Regions from separate parts of the Homo sapiens genome. Here region 2 is linked to region 1. Evidence: chromatin loops called from intact Hi-C (ENCODE). Cell type or tissue: B cell. All regions are shown on one strand.

What was found. A loop is a pair of places that touch in the nucleus more often than their neighbours do. Peaks named below come from ENCODE experiments on the same cell type or tissue, not always from the same donor. Only the 100,000 strongest peaks of a DNase experiment are listed, where the experiment ranks them.
Region 2: a loop joins it to region 1, with 4 times the contacts of the local background. A loop is called at or near these places in 20 of 110 quality-filtered maps.

Annotation. Positions count from the first base shown.
Region 1 is chr10:91,002,830-91,010,829 of GRCh38, forward strand. The region is part of intron 1 of LOC124902479 (a long non-coding RNA gene); the gene reads right to left. Among named protein-coding and RNA genes, the nearest start is that of LINC00502, 39 kb to the right of the region's middle. In B cell, CTCF peaks have their summits at 3,599 (motif pointing right) and 3,798; DNase peaks (open chromatin) are centred at 2,732, 3,642 and 4,332; H3K4me3 peaks cover 1,116 bases; H3K27ac peaks cover 1,922 bases.
Region 2 is chr10:90,906,791-90,914,790 of GRCh38, forward strand. ANKRD1 (ankyrin repeat domain 1) reads right to left here. Exons shown (of 9, transcript NM_014391.3): 9 at 5,306-6,186. The coding sequence ends at 6,076. It also overlaps a transcript of RPP30 not described here. Among named protein-coding and RNA genes, the nearest start is that of ANKRD1, 10 kb to the right of the region's middle. In B cell, CTCF peaks have their summits at 4,973 (motif pointing right) and 5,179; a DNase peak (open chromatin) is centred at 4,971.

The DNA.
Region 1 (8,000 bases):
ATCAAAATAAATTTCCCACATTGCATACCAGTAAAAATAAGATTGCAGTGACTCTGAGCTGCCAGCTGCCACATGGCAGGCACTTAGTCCTTGGCCCCTAAGGCAATTCTAAAGATCCCTATAAGATGCTTTCTTATGTGTATTATTAAGACGACCAACTCATCCCAGCTTGTCCAGGACTTTCCTGGTTTTACCACTGAATGTTCTGGGGTCCAAGAACCTCTCAGTCCAAAGCAAACCAGGTTGCTCATCCTAAGTGTGTTTGGAAACATGTCTGACCTGCTCACGTGTTTTTGCTCAGGGCCCCTCCTCAAGCTGCCAAGCCACTGCCTCAGCCAAACACCCCAGGGAGCTCTGATAACCTCCAGCAACTCTCCCTGGCCAATCTCTGTTAGGCAACAGATGCCACCCTTCTAGCTTTGGGGAAGGAGACATAGCCCTCCTACACTGAGTTCCAGACATGCTTACCTACCCCCTACATCAACTTTCCAGAGCTCCACTGTATTAGTCTGTTCTCACATTGCTAATAAAGACATACCCAAGACTGGGTAATGTATAAAGAAAAAGAGATTTAATGGACTCACAGTTTCACATGGCTGGGGAGGCCTCACAATCATGGCAGAAGGTGATGGAGGAGCAAAGGCACATCTTATATGATGGCAGTCAAAAGTGTGTGTGCAGGGGAATTGCCCTTTATAAAACCATCAGATCTCATAAGACTTATTCACTACCATGAGAACAGCACAGGAAAATCCGCCCCCATGATTCAATTACTTCCCACCAGGTTCCTCCTACAACATGTGGGGATTATAGGAGCTACAATTCAAGATGAGATTTTGGTGGGGAGACAGCCAAACCATATCATTCCACCCCTGGCTCCTCCAAAATCTCATGTGCTCACATTTCAAAACCAACCATGCCTTCCCAATAGTCTTCCAAAGTCTTAACTCATGTCACCATTAACTCAAAAGTCCACAGTCCAAAGTCTCATCTAAGAAAAGGCAAATCCCTTCTGCCTACGAGCCTGTAAAATCAAAAGCAAGTTAGTTACTTCCTAGATACAATGGGGTACAGGCATTGGGTAAATACCCCCATTCCAAATGGGAGAAATTGACAAAAACAAAGGGGCTATAGGCCCCATGCAAGTCCAAAATCCAGTGGGGCAGCCAAATCTTAAATCTCGGAAATTATCTCCTTTGACTTCATGTCTCACATCCAGGTCACGCTGATGAAAGAGGTGGGCTCCCATGATCTTGGGCAGCTCTGTTCCTGTGGCTTTGCAGGGTACAGCCCCGCTCCTGGCTGCTTTTATGAGCTAGCATTGAGTGTCTATAGCTTTTCCAGGCTCACAGTGTAAGCTGTCAGTGGATCCGCCATTCTAGGGTCTGGAGGACAGTGGTCCTCTTCTCATAGCTCCACTAGGCAGTGCCCCAGTGGGGACTCTGGGTGGGGGCTCCAACCCCACATTTCCCTTCTGCACTGCCCTAGCAGAGGTTCTCCATCAGGGCTCTGCCCCTGTAGCACACCTCTGCCTGGACATCCAGGTGTTTCTATACATCCTCTGAAATCTAGGCAGAGGTTCCCAAACCTCAACTCTTGTCATTTGCACACCCACAGGACAAGCTCCACATGAAAGCTGCCAAGGCTTGGGGCTTGCACCCTTTGAAGCCATGGCCCGAGCTGTACCTTGGCCTCTTTCAGCCATGGCTGGAGCAGCTAGGACACAGAGCACCAAGACCCTTGACTGCACACAGCAGAAGGGCCCTGGGCCCAGCCCACAAAACCATTTTTTCTGATTAGGCCTCCAGGCCTGTGATGGGAGGGGCTGCCATGAAGTTCTCTGACATGCCCTGGATACATTTTCCCCTGTCTTAGCGAATAGCATTTGGCTCCTTGTTACTTCTGCAAATTTCTGTAGCTAGCTTGAATTTCTCCCTAGAAAATGGTTTTTTCTTTTCTACTGCATCATCAGGCTGCAAAATTTTCGAACTTTTATGCCCTGCCACCTCTTGAATGCTTTGTTGCTTAGAAATTTCTTCCACCAGATACCCCACGTTATCTCTCTGAAGTTCAAAGTTCCACAGATCTCTAGGGCAGGGGCAAAATGCCACCAGTCTCTTTGCATAGCAAGAACGACCTTTACTCCAGTTCCCAACAAGCTCCTCATCTCCATCTGAGACCACCTCAGCCCAGACTTTATTGTCCCTATCACTGTCAGCATTTTGGTCAAAGCCATTCAACAAGTCCCTAGGAAGTTCCAAACTTTCCCACATCTTCCTATCTTCTGAGCCCTCCAAGTCTCTAGGAAATTCCAAACATTCCCACATTTTTCTACCTTCTTCTGAGCCCCAACTGTTCCAACCTCTGCCCATTACCCAGTTCCAAAGTTGCTTCCACATTTTTGGGTATCTTTACAGCAGCTCCCCACTTTCTGCAGCACCAATTTATTGTATTAGTCTGTTCTCACACTGCTAATAAAATACCCAAGACTGGGTAATTTATAAAGAAAAGGAGGTTTAATGGACTCACAGTCCCACATGGCTGGGGAGGCCTCACAATCATGGCAGAAGTTGAATGAGGAGCAAAGTCACGTCTGACATGGCAGCAGGCAAGAGAGCATGTGCAGGGGAACTCCCCTTTGTAAAACCATCAGATCTTATGAGACTTATTCACTATCATGAGAACAGCACGAGAAAACTCACCCCCATGATTCAATTACCTCCCACCTAGTTCCTCTCACAACATGTGGGGATTATGGGAGCTATAATTCAAGATAGAGATTTGCATGGGGACACAGCCGAACCATATCACCACCAGACAATTAACAAAACTTCTTCAAAGGCTTATGGATAATGGAAGGAAAGCTCAGCCTCAAAGGTAATTTCAACTTTTGGCAAAGCAGCTACCTGAAACACACCTACCAGAGCCATTCTCAGTAGCAGGTCCAGCTCCACATGAGAGTCCAGCACATGTCTGCCACCAGAAAGTTTGGGCCCAGCTGTCAAATGGCTTTGAGAGAGAAAAGACTTCTCTGTCCCTCTAGTTTCAGGCTGGCTTCCCAGAGAGGTAGAAACTACTACTGCTGCCTGGCATTCATTCCCCCGCTTTCTTAGTAAAAAGCACCCTGATTTACTTAGGAGGGTAAAGTGCCCAGATAACAGGCTTCATTTCTCAATTCCTCAGCCAGCTGTGGAAGTGTTTGGGGGAATGTCAGAAAAGCTATTTAAAGGGAGAATCAGTGAGGAGGTCTCACTCCAATACACATACACTCACACATGCTATTAATTTTTCCTCTTTCATCTTTCTTCCTTCTAGGCTTCAATGTGGATATGATGGCTGGAGCTCCAGCAGCCATCCTGTGACCCTGAGAACAAGCCATTCATTGAGGCTAATGAAGCAGGAAGAAGGAATCCTGAGTCCTTGGGAAACAAGGATCTACCTGAATAGCTCCGAATGCCTACTTCTAGATGTCCTTTTAGAAAGAGAAGCACACCCTTGTGTATTTCAGCCACTGCTATTTAAGGTTTAACCTAATCATGATATAATTGGTTTTTCTTGGAATGATTCAGTGGTAATTTTTTCTTCCATAAGAAGCAATCCCAACCCCTACCACTAGGGGGTGGCCTTGCCCTGTAGGCCTCAACATGACAATTACATCACTGCATATCAGAGTCCAACATCAGTGCATTCTGTGTAATTCAGTCTCAAATAACAACGTGCATGTGACAGCAGTGGTCCAGTCTGAGCTAAGCTGTGCCAAACTCCATCCAGTTCCTTTAGCATGAGATTTGGATCTCATGCTTTTCTTCTCTTTTCTATATCCAATTCTTCAGCTTGGACCCAAAAAAGCAAGCCCCAGGACCAAAAAAGTATGCAGAGAAGCAGCTCTGACTCTAGCAAACACACAGTTTGTATTTCCAAACAGAACAATGAGCTTCTAGTCTGAACAACATCCCATTTGATGGTAACTTGATACTTTCCTCTTTTTGTTTTTCCAGCAAGAAGCAATGGGTAGGTACTTGCTTTACATTTGTGAAAAGATACCTGGCTGGTGGGTCTGATAAAGAGAGACTCTACCCTGGCAGGATTATTGATATCTCTACCTCCTACAAGATGGAAAATCACTTGCAGCATTTAAGTGACTGTTTTTCCAGTTTATGCTGATCAAAGTTTCAAAAATCTCTAGGCAGAGTTTTAGTCACTAATAATCTGAAGTGAAGGGAATAATTTATCTAATTATTGCTCAGGCTAAAAGCAAGCTGCTGTCTCAAAATGAAAGTACAGTGCTAGTTCTATAAATACCCACTCACAACTAACCAACAAAGGAGTTTGTGGTGTGAGAAGTGGAACTTTTGATAGTTTCAGATTGCATTGCTTTGGTGTCATCTGTGCTCTCCTTGTCTACCTCCATTTACATCGTGATGCTGTATAGTTAAGACTTGGGCAGAGGGAGGAAAGGGGTTCATGGGGAGCTAGTAATCCTGCATTTTTCCTCAATTTTCTTACTAGACTGCCATATTAGATAAGAACAAAAAATGTGCCTATTGAATAGTCTAACCAAAGAACTTAAGAAAGAATCACTTTTTTTCCTCCATTTCGGTAAAGACCGTGCCGAAAGTTTTCATATGTAATAAAACCAGTGATCACCAGTTAATCTCAACCTAAGAGAAAGAACCAAAATGAACCACTCACAAGAATAGAAACAGGCATCCCTTGGGAGTAGGGTTTAACAAATGAAAATACAGGACACTCTGTAATTTGATTTTTCTGCAATATTTGGGACGCGCTTATATGAAAAAATTATTTGATATTTATTCAAAATTCAAATTTAATGGTATGTCCAGGATTTTATCTGGCAACCCTACTTGGGGGTAAAGAATCTGTTCCTTCCTTGTGGGGGATGGGAAGAACAGTACAAAATGAGCAGATTCTGAAATATATCAAGGAAACTGTCACTGGAAAAGTCACTGATTAAAAACAAAACACCCACAAACCACTAGGCCCTGTGCACAGGTTCCTCCAAGAAGCTAAGTCTTCTTGTTTTTTATCTTTTGTATCTTCACAGAGTCTAGATGCCCTCCTGCTCTGGGTATATTGAGAGCTCAGTGAGGAGTGCTGACCAACTGGATAGTCAATGACCACTGAGGAGGAGGTGGCTATGCAAGCCCCAGATCTCTGGGATCATGTGTTCTGTACTTTCAGATGTGCATCTGCAAAGGCCTGGAGTGCCAAGTGTCCTCTCCTTAGAGAGGCAAGGCAACAGCAAGGCAATCAGTTGTTACCCCAATGTCCAGCCTCCCCTATTGTCTTTCAGAGGGCATTTTGTCCAAACTATGGGGTAAGAAAAGGGTTTGGTTTTACACTTTTAGCCAGAGTTTACCCTCCGGGAATACTCCTTCTACCACATCTGCCAGGGATCTATTTTCCAAAGGTACTGGTTGGTCACTCAGAATCCACTGGGTGCAGACACGCAAAGATGTGCAACTTCTCCTCTGTATCAAATAAGGATACAGGTGGGCAGTGCTCCATTTTTCTGCCTTTTCACTCTCCACACTAGGCTTTGTAGACATGGACACATGAAAGCACAGAACAGTAAGTCAATGTCAGAGGGAATTATAGGTAAGGACCCCCACCTTCATTCCAATTCTCTTCTGACATTGACCATGCCATTCCGTAAGGCTAGAGGTCTCACTTACTTTTAACTTTCTTGAGTTTTCACAGTATGGGTACCTGAAAACTTAGACTCCTCTCCTCAGTGAGTTCCTCTCCCTGGTTCTCTCCCACTCCTGACTTGGTTTACTTTGAGCCCCCTCCCCAATCACCTTAAGTATTGTCTAAATTTTTGTCCACCTCCCCACCCTTTTTTTTTCTTTTCTTTTTCTTTCTTTCTTTTTCTTTTCTTTTTTTTTTTTTTTTCAAGACAGGCTCTCACTCTGTTGCCCAGGCTGGAGTGGAGTGACACAATTATAGCTCACTGCAGCCTTGCTCTCCCAGGCTAAAGCAATGCTCCTGCCTCAGCCTCCCACATAGCTGGGACTACAGGTACTTGCCACCATGCTGAGCTAATTTTTTAATTTTTTCGTAGAGCCAAGGTCTCGCTATGCTGCCCAGGCTGAATTCGAACTCCTCATTCTCCTACCTTGGCCTCCCAAAGTGCTGGGATTACAGGCGAAAGCCACAGCACCTGGACTCCCCATTCTTACCTACATGGAGAAGTCTTATTCTTTGGATTCATCCTTCTTCCCCATGCAAGGCCTCAAGTTTGCTTTCAGTCTGAAATAGCGCTGCTGGGTGATCAGAAATGCCCATTGCCACCCAAATCTTTTTGTTTTGTTTTGTTTTTTAATACCATCACCATGGATAGATGTGGCTCCTTTGGGCCACAATTCCATTTAATTTCAAGCTGCAGGCATAGCAGCCCTTTTAGTCACGGACCTGCTAAATTAGGCACATGGACTGTCTCAGGGAGAGTGTGGTCTGAATTCACATTGAGAGACACCTGTTTTCTCCCTGGCAAGACAACTAAGCCCTCTGGTTCCACCTGGGGCAACCCATTAACAAATGCTCCCTAGAAAGACCAGGAAGAACTCATTTAACTCAAACTGGTTTAATTTAGGTTCAGAGTGTCTGCTTCTGTGGGAAAGGGAAAGGGAGTGAGGACTGATTGGCAGTTCTTCCCACACACAGCTCAACAGCAAATGTTCATGGAGTCCTTAATTCTCTTAAGAGTAGCCTCAGAGATGTTGACTCTCTCTAAATTATGATGTTGCTTTTACAGCTGGGTTATTATAAGATTAGTGTAAGTTTGGTCACTTACACTTCATCTTACTATTCCTTCCTCACCTTATTTTTTATGAGAGCTCATAGGATCCCATTCTCCCACCTTCTGTTTCTCTTTTTTCCTTCTATGGCTCCTCATCTCTAACCCCTGTGTTCCCCACATACCACCAGCTCCTCCCATGGATCTGGTTTTCTTGGACTTCCTGATCTTGGCACAGACTTTCCCTTCAGGCTAGAACAGCCTTCTCTCACCTTCCTGCATCTGACCTACTCACCCTTCCAGACTGAGTAAATGTTACTTCCCTATTTAGACCATGCAGACCCGGGTGGCAGGGCTTCTCACACTTCAGTATGCATGAGAATCACCTGGAGAGCTTTTTCAACTATAAATTCCCTCTTCCCATCTCTGTCCCCTTCACCAAATTGTGATTTAGTAGGTCTGGGATGGGGCCCAAGAATTTGCATTTAAACAGCCTCCAAGGTATTCTCAATAGTGCTGGTCTGCAGGCCACACTTTGGGTACCACTGCCCCAGACTGAATTAAATCTCCCAGCTCTATGATCCCGGAGCTCCCTGTATTACTCCATCAAAACATATTATTGTTAATATTCCTATAATGTCTTTCCTCCCTGATAGGCTGAAAACACAGTGAAAGCAGGCCGTGTCCATTTTATTTGCTGCTGAATCCTCATCAATTAACACAAGGCCTGTCACACAGGATGTGCTTAATAAATCCAGGATTTATAAAAAAGGAAGTAGAAGAAAGGGGAATCTTTCCATGCTGAGAATCTTCAACATGTGAGCACGTTGCTTGGAAGTCAGTTCCCAAAAAGGAATCCAGAATGTATTGATGGTGGCCTTTGGAAGAAGGGTCTAGACAACCCCAGTGGTAATTTGCAATGTCATTATTTGCATTATATCTGTTATCTTTCTGGGGTGGGGTTGGGGGAATCTATGAGGCAATATTTTCAGTTATATCTAATAAAATAGCTTTGCAAATATCTACTCAACCAGGATGATGAATATATCCGAGTAATTAGCCAGGAGAATTCACCCCCTTTCCATTCCAGGCACTCCTTGCAGGGAATTCATGGCTGTGGAATAATACATGGGCAGAGCGGAGGCTCTGGAGTTAGACCCAGAAGGCCAGCTATACCATTTCCCAGCTCTGGGGCTCTGGCCAAGGTAACTTAACTGTCCAAAGCCTCAGTTTCCACTCA
Region 2 (8,000 bases), 96 kb before region 1:
AAGGTCAAAAACAACTTCTAGGACTCTCCATTGGCCAGTGTGGTGTGCCCTTCACTGAAGAGCAAACACAAAATGAAAGATTGTGGGCAAAGAGTTGAGTCAGTGAGAAGGCAAGGAGAGAACCTTATAAAAAAATTGACTATGTGATTAAAAACTTAAAAATTTCCCCCAACGTGTTTATCTTTTCCATTAGCAGAAATAACTAAGAGTTGTCTTAATTCTAATGGGATTTATTCCATATTGTCTCTCATGCCCTCTACCTAGTTATTAGTGCAAATATTTATATGTGGCAACATAAAACTTTTTAACTCTTTATTCTCTTCTCTCGTGTACCCTCCCAGCTCTTTAGGGGAGGTGGATTTGAGGCAGATACCATAAAGAAAAGTTGGTCACATGGTGGTAACACGTTGAAGTTATGCCACATGAGACATCAGCACTGGCAAGAGAAATGTCTGTGTTGTAGATGTTTCACTTGGAAGAAATTGAAGGACCCTGAGCCTTAAAAGTCTGACAAACTTAAGCCAGGACCCCTGTGGGGAAGGTAGAGGGGCCAACAAACAAGATTGGGAGTCAGAGAGATAACAATGAAATCCCCAATGCCTGTGGGAGGTGGACTCCCTGGATTAGTACTAGACAGAAAAGGTACAAAAATATTTCAAACCATTCTCACAACTCTATATGTGTCTATGACCAGATAACTGGAAGACCTTCTGGTTATGGACTATGCGTATACACTCTCCCAGATAGTTAGAGGCATATCTAAGAGGTTAACATATATGATCTTATCCAAAATGGGTCTCTTGGTGCTAGTGTTTTACATCAGACTTCACTGGCTTTCATGTATTTCCACAAGTGCCAAACATTTCTCATATCCTTGCTGTATTCCATAGAGCAGTGTTCCTGCTACCTGGAACACTTGATTCTTGAATAACTCCTGTTTACCTTTCAGACAAACCCTAAAGGTTACCACCTCAAAGAAGTCTTTATAGAAGCCTCATCATCTTAGACACTCTGTATTGTTTCCTTCATCGTATTTACAACAGACAGATACTGTGCACTTACTGCCTCACTTAACGACAGGGATACGTTCTGAAAGGTGCATCATTAGGCGGTTTTGTTGTGTGAACATCACAGAGTGTTACTTACACAAACCTAAATGATACAGCCTACTAAACACCTAGGCTATATGAGCAATACAGCCTATTGCTCTTAGGCTTCAAACTTGTACGACATGTCACTGTACTGAATACTGTAGGCAACTATAACACAGTGGTAAGTATATTGTGTATCTAAACAAACATAGAAAAGGTAATGCACTGTACTATGATGTTACAACAGCTAGGATGTTGCTATCAATAGAAATTTTTCAGCTTCATTTTATTTTTATGGGACCACCTTTGTATATGTGGTTCATTGTTGGCCGAAACACCATTCTGTGGCACATGACTATGTATTTATTCCTCATTATTCCTTTAATATTCATCTCTTCCAGGAGGGCATGTCATGGACAATCTCTTTTTCTTACCACAGGTCTTAGGACCTGGCCTAGCACCTGGCCAAGAACTACTGGCATACCTCCTTTTATTGTGCTTCAATTTATTGTGCTTTGCAAATACTGAATTTTTTACAAGTTGAAGATTTGTGGCACCTCTGTAACCAGCAAGTCTATTGGTGCCATTTTTTCAACATCATGTGCCTGTTTCCTGTCTCGCTCATGTCACATTTTGGTAATTTTCACAATATTAAAAACTTTTTCATTATTATTATATGTGTTTTGTTGGTTAGTGTTCTTTGATTTTACTATTATAACTGTTTTAGGTAGCCACAAATTGCACTCATATCGGACAGTGAACTTAATCCATGAATGTTGTGTGTGTTCTGACTCCTCCATCGACCAGCTTTCCCCATTTCCTTCCCTCTCTTCAGGCCTCCCCATTCCTTGAAACAAAACAATATTGAAATTAGGCCAATTAATAACCCTACAATGGCCTCTAAGTGTTCAAGTGAAAGGAAGAACCACACATCTCTCTCAATCAAAAGCTAGGAATGATTAAGCTTATTGAGAAAGGCATGTAGAAAGCCAAGATAGGCTGAAAACTATGCCTCTCACTCAAGTTGTGAATGCAAAGGAAAAGTTCTTGAAGGAAATTAAAGGTGCTTCTCCAGTGAACACACAAATGATAAAGCAAAACAGCTCTATTGCTGAATGGAGAAAGTTTTTGTGGTCTGGATAGAACACCAAACCAGTTACAATAATGCCTTAATCCAAAGCCTAATCCAGAGGCCCTAACTCTTCAATGCTATGAATGCTGAGAAGTGAGGAAGCTGCTGAAAACAGTTGGAGAACTGCAGCGGAAGTTGGTTCATAAGATTTGAGGAAAGAAGCCATCTCTGTAACATAAAAGTGCAAGGTGAAGCACAAGTGCTGATAGAAGAAAGAAGCTGCAGCGAGTTATCCAGAAGATCTAGCTAAGATAACTGATTAACATGGCTACACTGAGCAACAGATTTTCAATGTAGATGAAACAGCCTTCTATTGGAAGATGCCATGTAGGACTTTGATAGCTAGAGAGGAGAAGTCAATGCCTGGCTTCAAAGCTTCAAAGCTTTGACTCCCTTGTTAGCTGGTGATTTTAAGTTGAAACCAATGCTCATTGACCATTCTGAAAATCCTAGGGTTGTTAAGAATTATGCTAAATCTACTTTGCCTGTGCTCTATAAATTGTACCACAAATCCTTGATGATAGCACATCTTTTTACATCATAGTTTATTGAATATTTTAAGCCCATCATTGAAACCTACTGTTCAGGAAAAAAAAATATTCCTTTCACAACATTACTGCTAATTGAAAATGCACCTGGTCACCCAAGACTGATGGAGACGTGCATCTGATGAGGATGTACAAGGAGATGAATGTTATTCTCATACCTGCTTACACAACATCCATTCTGTAGCCCATGGATCAAGGAGTCATTTTGAATCAAGTCTTATTAAGAAACACATTTCATAAGGCTATATGCCGTAGATAACGATTCCTTTGATGGATCTGGGCAAAATAAATTCAAAACCTTCTGGAAAGGATTCACCATGCTAGATGCCATTAAGAACATTCGTGGGTCATTGGAGGAGGTAAAAATATCATTAACTGGAATTTGAAAGAAGTTAATTCCAACCTGTGTGAATGACTTGGAGGGGTTCAAGACTTCGGTGGAGTAAGTAACTGTTGATGTGGTGGAAATAGCAAGAAAACTAAAAGTGGAGCCTGAACATGTGACTGAATTGTTGCAATCTTGTCATAAAACTTGAACAGCTGAGAAGTTGCTTCCTATGGATGAGCAAAGGAAGTGGTTTCTTGAGATGGAATCTACTCCTAGTGAAGATGCTGTAAACATTGTTGAAATGACAAAAAAAGGATTTTGAATATTACATCAACTTAGTTAATAAAGCAGTAACAGGGTTTGCGAGGATGTACTCCAATTTTGAAAGATGTTCTATTGATAGTAACATGCTATCAAATAGCATCAGATGCTACAGATAAATCTTTTATGAAAGAGTTAATTGATGTGGTAAGCTTATTGTTGTCTTCTTTCAATAAATTGACACAGCCATCCCAATCTTCATCAACTACCACCCTCATCAGTCAGCAGCCATCCACATGGAGGGAAGACCCTCCGCCATTAAAACGATTATGACTCACTGAAGGCTCAGATGATCATTAGCATTTTTTTTAGCAATAAAGTATTTTTAAGTTAAGGTAGGTACAGTGTTTTTTAGACATCGTGCTATAGCACAATTATTAAACCACAGGATAATGTAAACATAACTTTTGTATGCACTAGAAAACCAAAAAAAATTGTGACTCACTTTATTGTGATATTAGTTTTATTATGGTGGTCTGGAGGTCAAAAATCATGGACCTGTGTGTTCTCTCCTGGGAAGTCTTTGACATTGCCAGTCCCTGTCCACAAGAATTGTTAAATCTCCAGTTAATTTGCATTTTTCTAATGATCAGTGATATTGAGCTTTCTTTTCCAGATGTTTGTTGGCCACATGAATATCTTCTTTTGAGAAGTGTCTGTTCGTGTGCTTTGCCCACTTTTTTGATGGGGTTGTTTTTTCTTGTAAATTTAAGTTCCTTGTAGATTCTGGATGTTAGAGCTTTGTCAGATGGATGGAGTCTGAATGGCAGTTACTTAAAAAGTCAAGAAATAACAGATGCTGGCAAGGTTGCAGAAAAATAGGAACACTTTTACACTGTTGGTGGGAATGTAAATTAGTTCATCCATTGTGGAAAATGGTGTGGTGATTCCTCAAAGATCTAGAACCAGAAATACCATTTGACCTAGCAATCCCATTATTGGGTATGTACCCAAAGGAATATAAATCATTCTACTACAAAGATACATGCATGCATATGTTCATTGCAGCACTATTCACAATTGCAAAGACATGGAACCAACCCAAATGCCCATCAATAATAGACTGGATAAAGAAAATATGGTAGATATACACCATGGAATACAACGCAGCCATAAAAAGAATGAGATCATGTCCTTGGCAGGGGCATGGATGCAGCTAGAGGCCATTATTCTCAGCAAATTAACACAGGAGCGGAAAACCAAACACCGCATGTTCTCACTTATAGGTGGGAGCTGAACAATGAGAACACATGGACACAGGGAGGGGAACAAAATACACTGGGACCTGTATAGGGGGTGGGGTGGGAGGAAGGAGAGCATTACGAAAAATAGCTAATGCATGCTGGGCTTAATACCTAAGTGATGGGTTGATAGGTGCAGCAAACCACCATGGCACACGTTTATGTAACACCGCTGCACATCCTGCACATGTACCCCAGAACTTAAAATTTAAATTTAAAAAAGTCACTAGTTAAGCCTTAATGGGAACTTCGTAAGAAATGCGGGTTTACCATGCAGAAATCATTCTGACCACCAGGGGTCTCTTTCTACACACCACTGGGACTGAAAGCTCGCTAGAATTCCTTTGTGTCTTTATGGCTCTCGGCCTAGCTGCTCAGTGTGGTGGTGGCATTTCGTGGCCTGTCACCTGGGAGCTTGTCAGAAAAGCAGAATCTCAGGCCCCACCTGAGACCAGCTGAATCAGAAATCTGCATTTTAACCAGATCCCCAGGTGATCTGTATACATATTAAATACTGGGAGTGCTGTTGTACGGGACATTTCTAATCTGCAAAACTTGGAAAACAATGGAAAAAAAAAACCCTCCTATATAGCTTTTTTTTTCACATAGGACATTTCCACCACACTTATAGAAGGACTTAGAGGTTTAGAGTTTGATTGCCTTTATTATGAATATAAAATGTACATACAATACAATATACATTTATACATTTACAGTTTGCATTTCCTTTCATCTTTTTTGAGCAAATTCAATTCTGCATGTCCCAGTTTGCCGCTCCTTCCACTGATTTGCACTTACACTCATGACGTTCTCTTCACTTGGGTACTCTGTGTACTCGGTAAAAAAAAAAAAAAAAAAAAAAAAAAAAAATCCAGCCTGGGGGTAAAATAGCTGGCTTCACTGTCCTTTTCACAGAATCACTTTCCTTCCATTGTTTCCTTTCCTGTCCCTACATGCCTTCCCTTGCTTCATTCAAACTTCTGCATTAAAAATTCAGGAGAAAAGAGGGCTGTGATAATCAGCCCTCTCTTAAAAACTCTTACATGAGCGAATGACACATAAGTAGGCACTTGAACTTTGCTCTTTCACCTGGTTTAAGAACTACCTATGGGTGGGAAGGCTCTGAAAGTGTTATATACAAATGAAGCTCTGCTCACCAGATGGATGATCATGAAGGTCTGAATATCAGTAGCGTGGCAGTAAATAAATAAACAGGAATACATAAAAATAAATAAGAGTTTCACTAAAGGAAATTTAAACACCTATAACCCTGTGCTTTCTCAAAACTTCATTAGGTACATCTTCACAACACGTTGATAAATAGAAACTAGATTTTATGGCTAGTGTCTCTTCTCTTGGGCCATGCCTTCAAAATGCCAGTGAACATTTACTGATTAAGAGTCTGTCGTTTGCCTCAGAATGTAGCTATGCGAGAGGTCTTGTAGGAGTTCTCTCTGAGGCTGTCGAATATTGCTTTGGTTCCATTCTGCCAGTGTAGCACCAGATCCATCGGCGTCTTCCCAGCCTAATCAAATGAGATAAGGAAAGTTGACTTTCAGGTGGGTGACATCTGTAAATTCACATTCTCTGTGTGTGTTTCATGAGGTAAGGATTAGGTATATGTTATAACAGTGTTTTATGGTTTCCACCAGGAGTGATCTGCAGTTTATACTCAAACCAGTCCTTCACTGTTTCTCAGAGGGATGCTTTTGCCATTTTAGAGCAAAAATCTTTTTCACGTGGGACCATCCCAGGTATTGGTAAAATCCCTTGTCCCTAGACACTATGTGTCAAGAGCACCTCAAGTCATTTTGAAATTTATAAAATGTCTCCATACATCTTCCAGTATCCTGTGGAATGGACTCCCGGAGGTGGGAGCATGCCTCTTGGACCAAGAATCAGTGCCTATCCATTTGAATGATAGTTCTTTGATTGATAAGAAATGATGGTAAATGAGCTGCATCAATAACTTGGCTTAAGGACTTAGGTACTGCTTGGGTACTATTACTGTTCCTGGGAGCAGATTTTTCATAACTTGTCAGAATTTTCAATGGACTCTCCCAGGAAATGTATTTTTCTTGGAGTTGATGGCAATGACACATGTGAACAAATAATTTTTGAGACGAAATTTTGATTTCCCTTATGCACGTGTCTCAAGATTTAAAAATATTAAAACCATGTCATCTCTCAATTCTCATCTATAGATCTGAGAAGTCCAAAATTTTTCCATCTCTATTCATTGAGAAGTTTCTTTTTAACCCAGCGACTGCAAATTGGCAGCTTTGAGATGCAAACCAGAATAGAGACCTGTTTTGTTTTGACCCAAACAGAACTTAGATTTTTTTTAAGATTAGTATGAATTGGCAACAGTTGGAAACCAAGAGCTGGATTTGTGACTTCTATGAAAAAATCAGAAGAGTTAAAAACATGGTACCCATGGTTCCACAGAGCAACATAGACTGGGTTGGGGAAGGGCCACCTTTAAAAGAGTTATGTGCACAGACCCTGACAGCCACACATTGAAGTCACTTAGGCCATCTGCCCGGCACAGTGAGGTCAGTCTGCAGTCAGATTATGAGATCTGTAGGTATTTAAATTAGTGGCCCTATAACCTTCATTTTGGAACTTCCCCACCTCTGTAGTGTCTTTCTCTAGGAACAATCATCAGTAGACATGAATATACAGTTTTGGATAATGAGAAAATATTGTATGCTGCTCCCAATCTCCTTAAGATGGCATCAATAGGTTATTGATCTTTGGGGGAAACATCAATCCATTGGGTCAATGACATTAATAGTTCCATAAACCTGATGCTAATATCTAACTGATAATTCAGAACCCTAAGCCGTATTTGTATATTTTGGGCTACTCTTCCATAAATTCCTTGCACTTCTCTCCATTGAAATTTATATTGTGATTTTTCTGGCTACTTACACAGTCTCCCTAAACCTGTATGCTATTTGTCTCTGCTGGTAGTGTCTCACTGCCTGAAAAAAAATCTTCACATTTTCTGCAGCTTTCAAGATTTCATTTAACCTGCTCTTTTTCTGATAGTTTAAAAAAATATTAGATAGGATCAATTCCAATATCTAGACTGAGGAAGCCCTACTGTTAACACTTTCCCATCCCAAGCAATCTTCATTTATCACCATTCTTTGATCCTGTCACCAAGCCAGATTTGTTTTAAAAGATAAGATATTCCTCTCAGTCTTTGCAACACAAATAAGGGGAGAAAATTATTTGCATTTATATGATGACTGAGTTTCCCTCCCCCCCCCCCCACTCTTTTTTGTAAAGTGATTCTTCAAAAGCTTCTTTAAAATTATTTCTTCAGAAATT